Regions from separate parts of the Mus musculus genome. Here region 2 is linked to region 1. The links are chromatin loops, found by intact Hi-C in ENCODE. Cell type or tissue: heart. All regions are shown on one strand. Links, peaks and the distances in the headings refer to the core of each region. The heading gives the core; the rest is flanking DNA. Region 1 has its middle 9.4 kb from the start of Wincr1. Region 2 overlaps Gm34568 (predicted gene, 34568).

Region 1 (5,388 bases), core at 229-5,228:
TTTTTTTTTTTTTAACCAGCAACAACCGAAGGCATGGGAATTTGCTAAATATGTAAATTCTTAGTATAGCACTTATGCAAAAGAGTATGGAGGTTTCTAAAAAACAAAAGTTAAAAACAGAACTGCCAAATTATATGGCACTCTGATAACTGGGTATATATGCAAAGAAAATTAGACCAACACATTAAGAAGCCGTCTGAATGCCCATGTTCACTGCAGCATCATTCACAACAAACAAGATATGGAGACAACCTACAGTGTCCATCAGTAGGTGATTGGCTAAAGAGAATATTTTTGGTCATAGGACATGAAGAAATCCAGTTGGTACTGACCAGGAAACTTCTTTCCTACTGACTGGCTTCCATAGTACCGAAAAGTAGTATTTAGGTTGCTGGAACTCTGTATTTGTGTGTGTGTGTGTAGTCATCTTACGAGGATGTGAATCCTGTGAGCTGTAATAATGATTGGGTTGGCAAGATCTGCCCTCGGTGTAATAAAGACACAAATGTTATGAGGCCAACAAAGCACTTTCTGACTGATTGACTTTAAGAACCGCTCCATATGAGGAAACACATGCTTGGTACTGCAAATCTGAACCAGAGCCCGTGGTTAGAGAGCTCACAGGCCTTAGCAGTGAACATATAAATAGTATTTTACTACTGGCCATAGAGTATTAGAATTGCCTCTAATTTGATATCCCTATACCTATAGATCAATGGAGCTCTCAGACCTCATCAAAGACATTTCTTTGTGCAGTGAATGCTGTTAATTTGTAAACTCACAACCAAATAATGTGCAGACTGTGTTGGTAAAGTGCTTAGCCACAAATGGAACATCTATTCCATCCCTCCCATAAAAGGGGGGCTGAAGACATTGTAAGAGCAAGAGGTGGGGGAGAACTAGTGAAATAATGACTCTGACAGGACTATTATACTCATGAACTCAAAGCAACTGAAGTTGCCTTCAGAAGAGCCAAGCCAGAAAACTCAATACAGTAAACATTCCAGCATGAAGTTTGTATGGGGATCCCCACCCCTAATTGAGGAAATAGTAACAGCTGGTGGCTTCTAGGGGAGGGAACGTCAGCTTGTTTTAAGGGTGTAGCCACTGGCAAGTCAATCTTACTTTAGTTGATGGCCCCATACACATGAGAATATGGGCAGCAAGAATTGGACTCCACAGAGTATTAAAACACACAAAAACAGACAAAAAGACATGAATTTCAGAGGGGTGGGGGATGGATGGGAGGAGTGTAGGGTGAATATGATCAAAATACATTGCACATATGTTTAGCATATTCAATTATTTTTGTAAAATGTGGACCGTATACACAATGGAATGCTATTCAACCTTAAACCTGAAGGAAATATGGTCATTTGTGACAACATAAATAAACCTGTAGCTCACTATGCTAAATCAAGTAACCAGACACATAAAGACAAATGCTGACTTATCTCATGGACATATGAGACCTAAAAATTTTGAGCTCACCAAAATAGAGAGTAAGATAGTAGCTGGGTGGTAGTGATACACACCTTTAATCCCAGCTCTTGGAAGCCAGAGGGAGGCAGAACTCTTAGTTCAAGGCCAGCCTGGTCTACAGAGTAGAAACTGTCTCAAAAATGAGAGAAGGGAAAGGGAGGGGGAAAGGGGAAAGGGAGAGGGAGGGGGAGGGGGAGAGAGAAATAGTTACTAGGAGTCAGAGAGAGGTTAGAGAGGTTTGTGGGTTTTGAAGATATTGGACAATGTACATATGGATTGTAAGTTCTAGAGAATACTAGTAAGACACAATGACCACACATTGTGTTGTATTATTTTTTGAGGCAAAACATTTCTATATAGCTCGAGGTGGCCTTGTACTCCTGATCCTCCTGCCTTAGTACCCAGAATGCTAATATTACAGGTATGCACCACCACAGCTGTTTTTTAATATTGTATCATTAAAAGTTACTAAGAGAGTAGAGGCTAATTAATTGGCTACATTATTTATAGGTTGTGAAACATAGGCCTGTTTTCTCTCTCTCTCTCTCTCTCACACACACACACACACTATATATATATATATACATATATATATATATACATACATATATAATTGAATTCTAATTCTTACATATGCATATATACGTATATGTGTGCATGATATATTTGTGTATACATGTGTGTGTATGGATATATACACATAAATATGTATGCATGTATATATATAATTTTTGTCAATTAGGAAAATGAGTAAGTAGAGAAAATGCATTTTCAGGTCCTGCTGTAGTCCGACGAAGTCAAAATCCTCTTGGATAAAATCCAGAGGTTTTTCCTTGATCCACCCAGGTGACTGTGGTGCACAGTCAAGGGTGAGCCACTTTCTTGGTCAGAATCTGAGATGATGATGTAGGAAAATATCTCTTGGGGCAGCCACAGACCACCAGCAGAGAGATAAAATTTCAAGCGCTGAGTGGCCAGATAGCCCTCGATCTGGAAAACTATTTTGGAGCCAACTGGCAGGTCCTGAGCTAGCACGAGTATTCCGGTCACAGGGACTCCACTGTGTGGCTGCCAGGACCTTCCTTTCAGAGAAACACAGGGGCCATCCAAGAAACAAATGCCATTTCTTTCACATCTCGTTTTGTCTGTCTCCTGACCCAGTGGCACTAGTGACCTGCACAGCAGATTTAATTACAGGCTTGCAGAGATGAGCTAGTGTTTGGATTCAGTTCCCCCAAGGGAAAAAATGGCTTGTTTCAACTGTGAGTTTTGTTCTTTCAGAAGGGCAGAGGGACTGTAAGGGCAGGAAAGCCTGGAAGATTAGCTCTCTGTGATAGGTTCCAACCAACCTCTGGGATGTGTGAAATCAACATAAAGATGGCAAAAAAGCTTGTTGCCTCGCTGGGACAGACATGGGGAGGAATGCTTGGAGGGAGCCTAGGAAGCTGCTCACGTCTCACCCTAGCTCACACCGAGGCTCGGAGACACACTGCATACTCCTCCTGAGTCTCACCCTAGCTCACACCGAGGCTCGGAGACACACTGCATACTCCTCCTGAGTCTCACCCTAGCTCACACCGAGGCTCGGAGACACACTGCGTACTCCTCCTGAGTCTCACCCTAGCTCACACCGAGGCTCGGAGACACACTGCATACTCCTCCTGAGTCTCACCCTAGCTCACACAGAGGCTCGGAGACACACTGCGTACTCCTCCTGAGTCTCACCCTAGCTCACACAGAGGCTCGGAGACACACTGCATACCCCTCTTGAGTCTCACACACAGTTCGTGAGTTGCATTCTCAAGTCCAGACTTCTATTTCCCAAATGTAGGCCTGGCACTTTGTCTTTATTCTTGTAACATCTCCCGTCTATTTGAACACTTAAGATAGATGTTAGAGAAAACCCGGGCTTTCCTACAGAGCAAACACACACATATGAAGGACAGACAACTAGATGAGAAAGAGCAGCCCCATCAGAGGGTTCAGACTTAATGCTACTCCTCGTTGTATGCACTAAAACTATCAACCAGGACCTTGAATATATTTGTGAGTCAAACGAAACTACTATATGGTTTCTGATGAGTAGATTTAAAAAATAAACTGGAAGTAACCAAGGTCATCTGGTGGTGCTGTTGAATCCTAATTCTTACCTATGTGTTTTTCAAGAAGTTGACCTAATTTTGGAGTCTCATTTTTTTCCAGCTGTGTGAAACAATCCTTCCTAGCCGTGTGGGAATTAAAGTAAATGTATGTGTAAAGTATATGATACAGATCTGACTTCTGGTGAGAGTTCTCCTACAGAAATGACACTTATAGAGGCTTTAGGTACTTAACCATTACTGAATGTTGACTTCTTAGGATTTAGAAAGAAAGTACCCAATGAAGTGAAGTTATTTTTAAAAGGAAATATATGAGAACATGGAGATAAAAAATAGCCATACAAAAATAATGGCATTAAAAGATTTAACTAAGAAATATGGGTTTGGAATACCTGGTTGTGATTACGTTTTGTGTTTTAGGAGTACATCATGAGAATATGTCAAAGGTACCTTCCCTTTAAGAGGAGAAAATCCCATTTTATTTCTAATAGATTTCATTTCAAGTATTCAGAGAAAAATCCTTGTGGAATAACTTATGCAACAAAAATCAAGGTAGCTGTCAATTACATATTATTATATATAACCATTTGCTATTAATGTCTCTTAATAATGTCTGTTCTAAATGAAAACTACAGAGCTTCTGCTTAATTAAGTTTGAGTTGAACACAAACTTGTTTATAAATAGATTTTATTAGGTTTGAATACCTTCTCCACAGTTCTGCATGCTTACAGACCTTCCCACTACGAAAGGCAATGGAAACATGAGGCCTGGTATTTGCACATTCACATTTAATAGCTGTGCTATTAATAATTGCCCAAAGAGGGAAATAGTGCCAGCAGTCACCAGTGAAGAAAGTATGGCATACACCAGCAAGATGATCGTACTTGCTACAAGAGAGGAGGAAATTCTACAAGGCAGGGATGAGTCAGGAGGATATGATACCAAAGGAAATGAGCTAATCACGAAGAAATGCTTGCTGAGTGACTCCGTCTATTTGAGGTATGTAGTCGAATTAAGAGCAGCATTAAGTAGGGTGATGACTGTCAGAGAATGGAGGTTGGGGGTAGGTTAAGAAGCAGTTTTTCAATGGGTACAGAGTTTCTGCATGATTAACACGCTTTAGCAATTTGTGTCACAATACGATGATGTTTCACATGACTGTTCTGTTCACTCAAGCAGAGCTAAGCCTGTACATTTTATTACACGTTTTATTAAAGTAAAATACACCACTCTTCATCTCTGCCATTGTTTTATACATAGATCAGGAATCAAAAGTTTACACTAGTAGGTTGTTCTGTTTGGTGAAATTATTATTTCCTTAACCTTAAAGCGTGAGGTACAGTGTTAAGACCTCTCAACTTCAACTTAGAGGATTCACCCACAAAAATCATAACAGTGAAATCCGAAAAACTCTCATTAAGCATTCCTCATATTCTGCATGCATTTCTTAGTGTTTAAAAAGAAAGGGCCTGAATAAATGAAGTTAATCTTCAAATAGAGTGATTATATCACACAGATCCCAATAGTGAGGATTCCTTGGTGTTCGTTTTGTACTTTCAACTGCTAAGAAAGAGCATACTCATTTCCCACAATCTAGTCCAGACTGGAAAGCTACTTGGATGAGGGACCCATTATGATAAGAGGAGGTCTCCAGTTACCGCTCTCACAGAAACCTCAGTTTTCCTTCAGCACAACAAGCATCCCTTTTGACAGCTGCTGCACGGCAGACAGAAGCCCTCACAGCTTGGCTATCATTTAATCAGCGCCATTCTCTGCTTTAGAGGTAGGTCAGGGTTCTAGAGGTTA
Region 2 (5,388 bases), core at 232-5,231, 66 kb after region 1:
CCTTCCCTTCCCTTCCCTTCCCTTCCCTTCCCTTCCCTTCCCTTCCCTTCCCTTCCCTTCCCTTCCCTTCCCTTCCCTTCCCTCCCCTCCCCTCCCCTCTCCTCTCTTCTCCTCTCCTCTCTTCCCCTCTTCTTTCCTCTTCTCTCTCCATATAAATTACGTGGTTAGCTTGGGATTCCTTACACTATGGCAATCCTAGGTCAGTCATATTTTCCACTGTGGCTTGCTTCCCAGTATTCTAATAGTGTATAGTTACCCAGGGCCAGACTGAATTTTACTTGGCAAGGGTAACATTAGTAGTTAAATTTTTTGGAGACCTTTTATCACACAGTATTTTCTCAATCAATCTTATTTTTTATCTCAGTGATCTCAGTTGACCCTTGCTGTGAAGGTCTGAAGTGTGGGAATGCTTACCATTGAAAGCAGAACATGAAAGAGGGTTGCATAGTCTTGAAAGTCAAGAGATTCCTTTCTACTTGTAACTCCAGATTTGGGAGTGATTTTATTAGAAGGATATTATCATAGTTAGAATTCCAAGGCATGGAACAAAAGGGAGATACAAATAGTTGGTCATGAGACATGGACAGTATTGAGCAGAAAAGGTCAAATCTCATAGAAAGCCTAAGAAAAAGAAAACACATTGATGCCCATGCAGGGCTAGTGTTTCAGGATGTCCCTTCTGATGATACTAAAATACAGGTGCTCAAATACCTTGTGTAAAATTGTGTAGCATTTACCTATAACTCACTCACTTTCTCTTGTATACTTTAGATCATCTCTAGGTTACTTAAAATGCTTGATACAGTGCAAGACTTGGTCAAAACAACTATATTGTTTAGGGAAAAATGACGAGTTCAAAAAGTCTGCACATGTTCATTGAAGACTGAAGAGCTCTTAGAGTGTTGAGTCACAATTAGTCGAATCTGCGCACAGGTAGAACTTGTGAATAGAGGGCCAATTAATCCTAGCACTTAGGAGACTGAAGGAAGGAGATCTCAAGTCTGACACCACCAGCCTGGGCTGCATAGTAAGACTGTTTTAAAACACACACAGTTGTTGACCTTTTGAGTTCTGTGGACTGCATCTTGGGTATTCTGTCCTTTTGTGAGGGCTAATATCCACTTATAAGTGAGTACATACCATGCATGTCCTTTTGGGTCTGAGTTACCTCACTCAGGATGATATTTCAGGGCACCTCAGTCCCATTTGAGAGGGAGAAGAAAGCAATCACAGGTGGGGAGGGAGGGGGGGACCTGGGAGGGAAAATGGACAGGGTTTGGGGGAGGGGGAAGAGGGGAACCTGATCTGGCATTGGGTGAGGTAAAAGGACTGAAGCCCTGAGGCAACCTGGACATAGGAGGTTGGAGGGACCCTCCAGAATGCATGAGAGCCCTGGGAGGTGAGAAACTCTTGGGACTCAAAGGAAGGGACCTTAGATGAAATGCCCAACATTAGGGAGAGGGAACTTCTAGAGCCCACCTCCAGTAGGAAGACAAAGCATCATATGAGGAAGGGGGTTGCCGTCCCACAGTCAAAACTCTGACCCATAATTGTTCCTGTCTGAAAGAACTACAGGGATGGAAATAGAGGAGCCTGAGGAAAAGAAGGTCCAGCAACAGGCCCAAAGTGGGATCCATCTCAAGAGGGAGGCTCCAAGGCCTGATATTATTACTGAGGCTATGAGTGCTCACAAAAATGGACCTAGCATGACTGTACTCCAGAAGACCCAACAAGCAGCTTAAAGAGTCAGATGCAGATATTTGCACCCAGCCAAAGGACAGAAGCTACTGAACCCTTTGGGTGAAACAGAGAAAGGCTGAAAGAAGCAGAGGAGGAGGGCAACCCTATAGGATGACCAGCAGTCTCAATTAATCTGGACCTCCGAGATCTCTCAAATACTGGACCACCAACCAGCCAGCATACACTAGCTGATGATATGAGGCCCCCCAGCACATATACAGCAAAGGACTGCTGGGTCTGGGTTTAGTCAGAGAAGATGCACTTAACCATCAAGAGACCAGGGAGTTAAGAGGTCAGGTGGGATGGAGGGTGGAGACATCCTTGTGGAGACAGGAGGTGGGGAGGAGGTATGGGATGTGGAACAGTGGACTGGTGTGTGTGTGTGGGGGGGAGAATAATATCTGGAATGAAAAGAAACAGTGTGAGAGGGAGAGAGACCGATTATCATTAAGTCTATGAGCCTGGCTCATAAAGGGGCTTATTTTCACAGAATTCTTATGCAAGTCACAGGGAAAGGGTTTTAAAGAAAACTCAGCAGAACACAGAATCAGGAAAGGATAACATTATTTATGGGAAGGCCCACAAAACCTAAACCTCTTGCCTAAATACATAGACAATTTGAAAGGCCAGGACATAAGACCAGCTTTGTAGCTGGAAGTAGTGGCCTTTTGCTGCATCATGAGAAACCATAAACTGTACAAGGTAAACTATATTAGTCACCATCTTGGCTAGAAATGAAAATGTCTTTGGGCTCAGACAGACAGAAAAGGCAGGTATCAGAAGAAATGACAGTTGGAGACCTCACCTCTGACTACATTATTAAAGAGAGTCACAGTCCAGTTGGAGCCAGAGCTGCAAGTTATAGCAGCTAGTACCGGTGTGTTGGCCTCTGAAGTTTCATGGCTGGCAGTTTGTTTTACCATGGCTGTTCTTATTATATTCTCAGTGTTACTAAATAAAACAGAGATGTCCTGAAATAGCAAGTGTCTGATATGCACTTTTTTTTTTACCTGCACTGACCTCATTTCCCACTCATTCTATTTGTGGCTCCAGATGGAATCTGTCAATCTCATTGCAAACATGTAGTGGTTTGAGGTAAAGTTACTAAGAGATGGAAGTGCCTGCCAAGCCCTGAATACTGGTCAGTATTGTTCATGCTCTCCAGAGAAAAAAGTTCTGGAAGCAGGAGTTGGGGGTTGCAGTGGGTCGAGGAGGAATTGGAGGAGAGAGACTGAAGGATGAACTTGATCAAGACACATTACATGCATGTGTGAAAATCTCTATGAAAAACAGAGGCGAGAACCAAGGTGTACAGAGAGGAGAGGAGCTGGCAGAAGCCTGGAACTTATTCCAGTGTCTACAGTAGCAATGCTAGTGTCTAATTGCTTTGTAAAGGGATTAGGAAATATGGTAGCATGAAAGTCAATATTGCATCAGCATGCTTTGAGGCCATGGTTACAGCATGATAAATTCAGCAAGAACTTCATTTTTAGACTTCTATGCACAGGGACTTTTGATGAATTCCCTGAACAACATCCTTAAGAGGAGACAAGGCTTTTATATGTATAGTGTAGTAAGTGATTCTCTGAAGACCATAAAGGGAAACTAGCAATTGCAGTGGAGCAGAGGGGACAGCATAGGCTTAGAGGCTTTGGAGTTTAATCTGAAGAAGGGAAAGAGTACTTATTGATTTGCTTAATGAAACCAGCAGGGAAATTTAAGCAGAAAGTTATATATAATTTGGAAGTACATGGCTTTACTGAAAATAAGATTGAGGTTATTAAGTGTATGGTTATTCTGTACTGGAAGAAAGAATGAAAGAAAGAAAGAAAGAAAGAAAGAAAGAAAGAAAGAAAGAAAGAAAGAAAGGAAGGAAGGAAGGAAGGAAGGAAGGAAGGAAGAAAGAAAGAAAGAAAGAAAGAAAGAAAGAAAGAAAGAAAGAAAGAAAGAAAGAAAGAAAGAAAGAAAGAAAGAGAATCCCAGGATCTAAGTTAAATCAAGAAGGCAACTGGTAGGATAATGTCCTAAAAACCAAAATGGGCTAAAATCAAGTCTTCTATACTTGTCTCCTGATGACCAAATGCTCATCTCTGTTTAGAGGTGAGAAAGACACTGACAAGCATTAAACCATCTTTGTCAAAACCTATGTGTAGTTGTGTGGTAGCCAAGGTTGTGCACATATCTGCATCAATCAACCCCATATGATCTTTCTCATTTATAATGGGGACTTTTGAATTCAGAAAACATAAACTAATGCATTATTCACATGTATTCACAACATCAACATGAGGTAGGAAAGGGCAATTTTTGAAAATATTAATACATTTTAATGACAATAAAAAGTATATTAGAATCCTTTATGTGGGGAAAGATGCAGCATGGTGAGGATGAGTAAGACCCTCACATTTTCCTTCTCCTTCCCTATACAAGCTATTGCTATTTCAAACATTAAAATGTTATTCATGCAGTGCTCACATGGGAAAGAGAGGACTGAGTTCCGGTGATTTATGCCCTTCCCTTGGTGTAGGACTGTTGCTGCAAAGAGGATGTGTGGCAATGCACTGCATGTTCCAGCATCTCTGCCTAAATAGAGCATTGCATGTAATCATTTCTAGACCATGGTCATTAAAAAGCAAATGTGCCTTCTTTATTGGTATTCTTTCTTTCCTTTCAACTAGATATCAGGAGCCCAGGTGACCTCAGAAGCTATGTGTTAGAGACAACATGGTCACTACCAGCCTACCACTCCATACAAATGCCATAGTCGTATCACCATCCAGTATTCAAGCGCCATCACAAATAGCATTAAAACATGAAGACCAGCACTGAGGGATGGGAAGATGGGTGGGTGGGTAAAGAACTCAGGGTGCCCATCTAGAGACTGCCATATCCAGGGATCCACCCCATAATCAGCTTCCAAACGCTGACACCATTGCATACACTAGCAAGATTTTGTTGAAAGGACCCAGATGTAGCTGTCTCTTGTGAGACTATGCCGGGGCCTAGCAAACACAGAAGTGGATGCTCACAGTCAGCTATTGGATGGATCACAGGGCTCCCAATGGAGGAGCTAGAGAAAGTACCCAAGGACCTAAAGGGATCTGCAACCCTATAAGTGGAACAACATTATGAACTAACCAGTACCCCGGAGCTCTTGACTCTAGCTGCATATGTATCAAAAGATGGCCTAGTTGGCCATCACTGGAAAGAGAGGCCCATTGGACACACAAACTGTATATGCCCCAGTACAGGGGAACGCCAGGGCCAAAAAATGGGAATGGGTGGGTAGGGAAGTGGGGGGGAGGGTATGGGGGACTTTTGGGATAGCATTGGAAATGTAATTGAGGAAAATATGTAATAAAAAATATTTAAAAAAAAAAGAAAGAACTCAGGGTGCAAGCAAGAAAACCTGGGTCCAGATGCCTAGTGTCCATTCAAAAGCCAGGCATGGTGGAATGAGCCTATACCACAGTGTTGGACATAGAGACAAGTGGATTTCATGGGCTCACTGGCCAGCTGGTCTACCTGAAATATCAGTGAGCCCTAAGTTCAAAGAAAGGTCTGGACTCAAAAAAATAAAGTGGAGCAGACAACATGGAAATGGAACAGTAAAACTGTTCTGCACAAGGGACGTTATTCTAAAAAGAC

What was found. Hi-C counts contacts between places; a loop is a spot of excess contacts. Peaks named below come from ENCODE experiments on the same cell type or tissue, not always from the same donor. Only the 100,000 strongest peaks of a DNase experiment are listed, where the experiment ranks them.
Region 2: a loop joins it to region 1, with 6 times the contacts of the local background. A loop is called at or near these places in 5 of 42 quality-filtered maps.

The regions. Positions count from the first base shown.
Region 1 is chr4:89,038,215-89,043,602 of GRCm38, reverse strand. No RefSeq gene overlaps it. Among named protein-coding and RNA genes, the nearest start is that of Wincr1, 9.4 kb to the left of the region's middle. In heart, for the core only: no CTCF peak of the experiment used is centred there; a DNase peak (open chromatin) is centred at 2,532; H3K27ac peaks cover 562 bases.
Region 2 is chr4:88,972,152-88,977,539 of GRCm38, reverse strand. All of the region lies in intron 1 of Gm34568 (predicted gene, 34568), which reads right to left. Among named protein-coding and RNA genes, the nearest start is that of Gm34568, 18 kb to the right of the region's middle. In heart, for the core only: no CTCF peak of the experiment used is centred there; no DNase peak of the experiment used is centred there.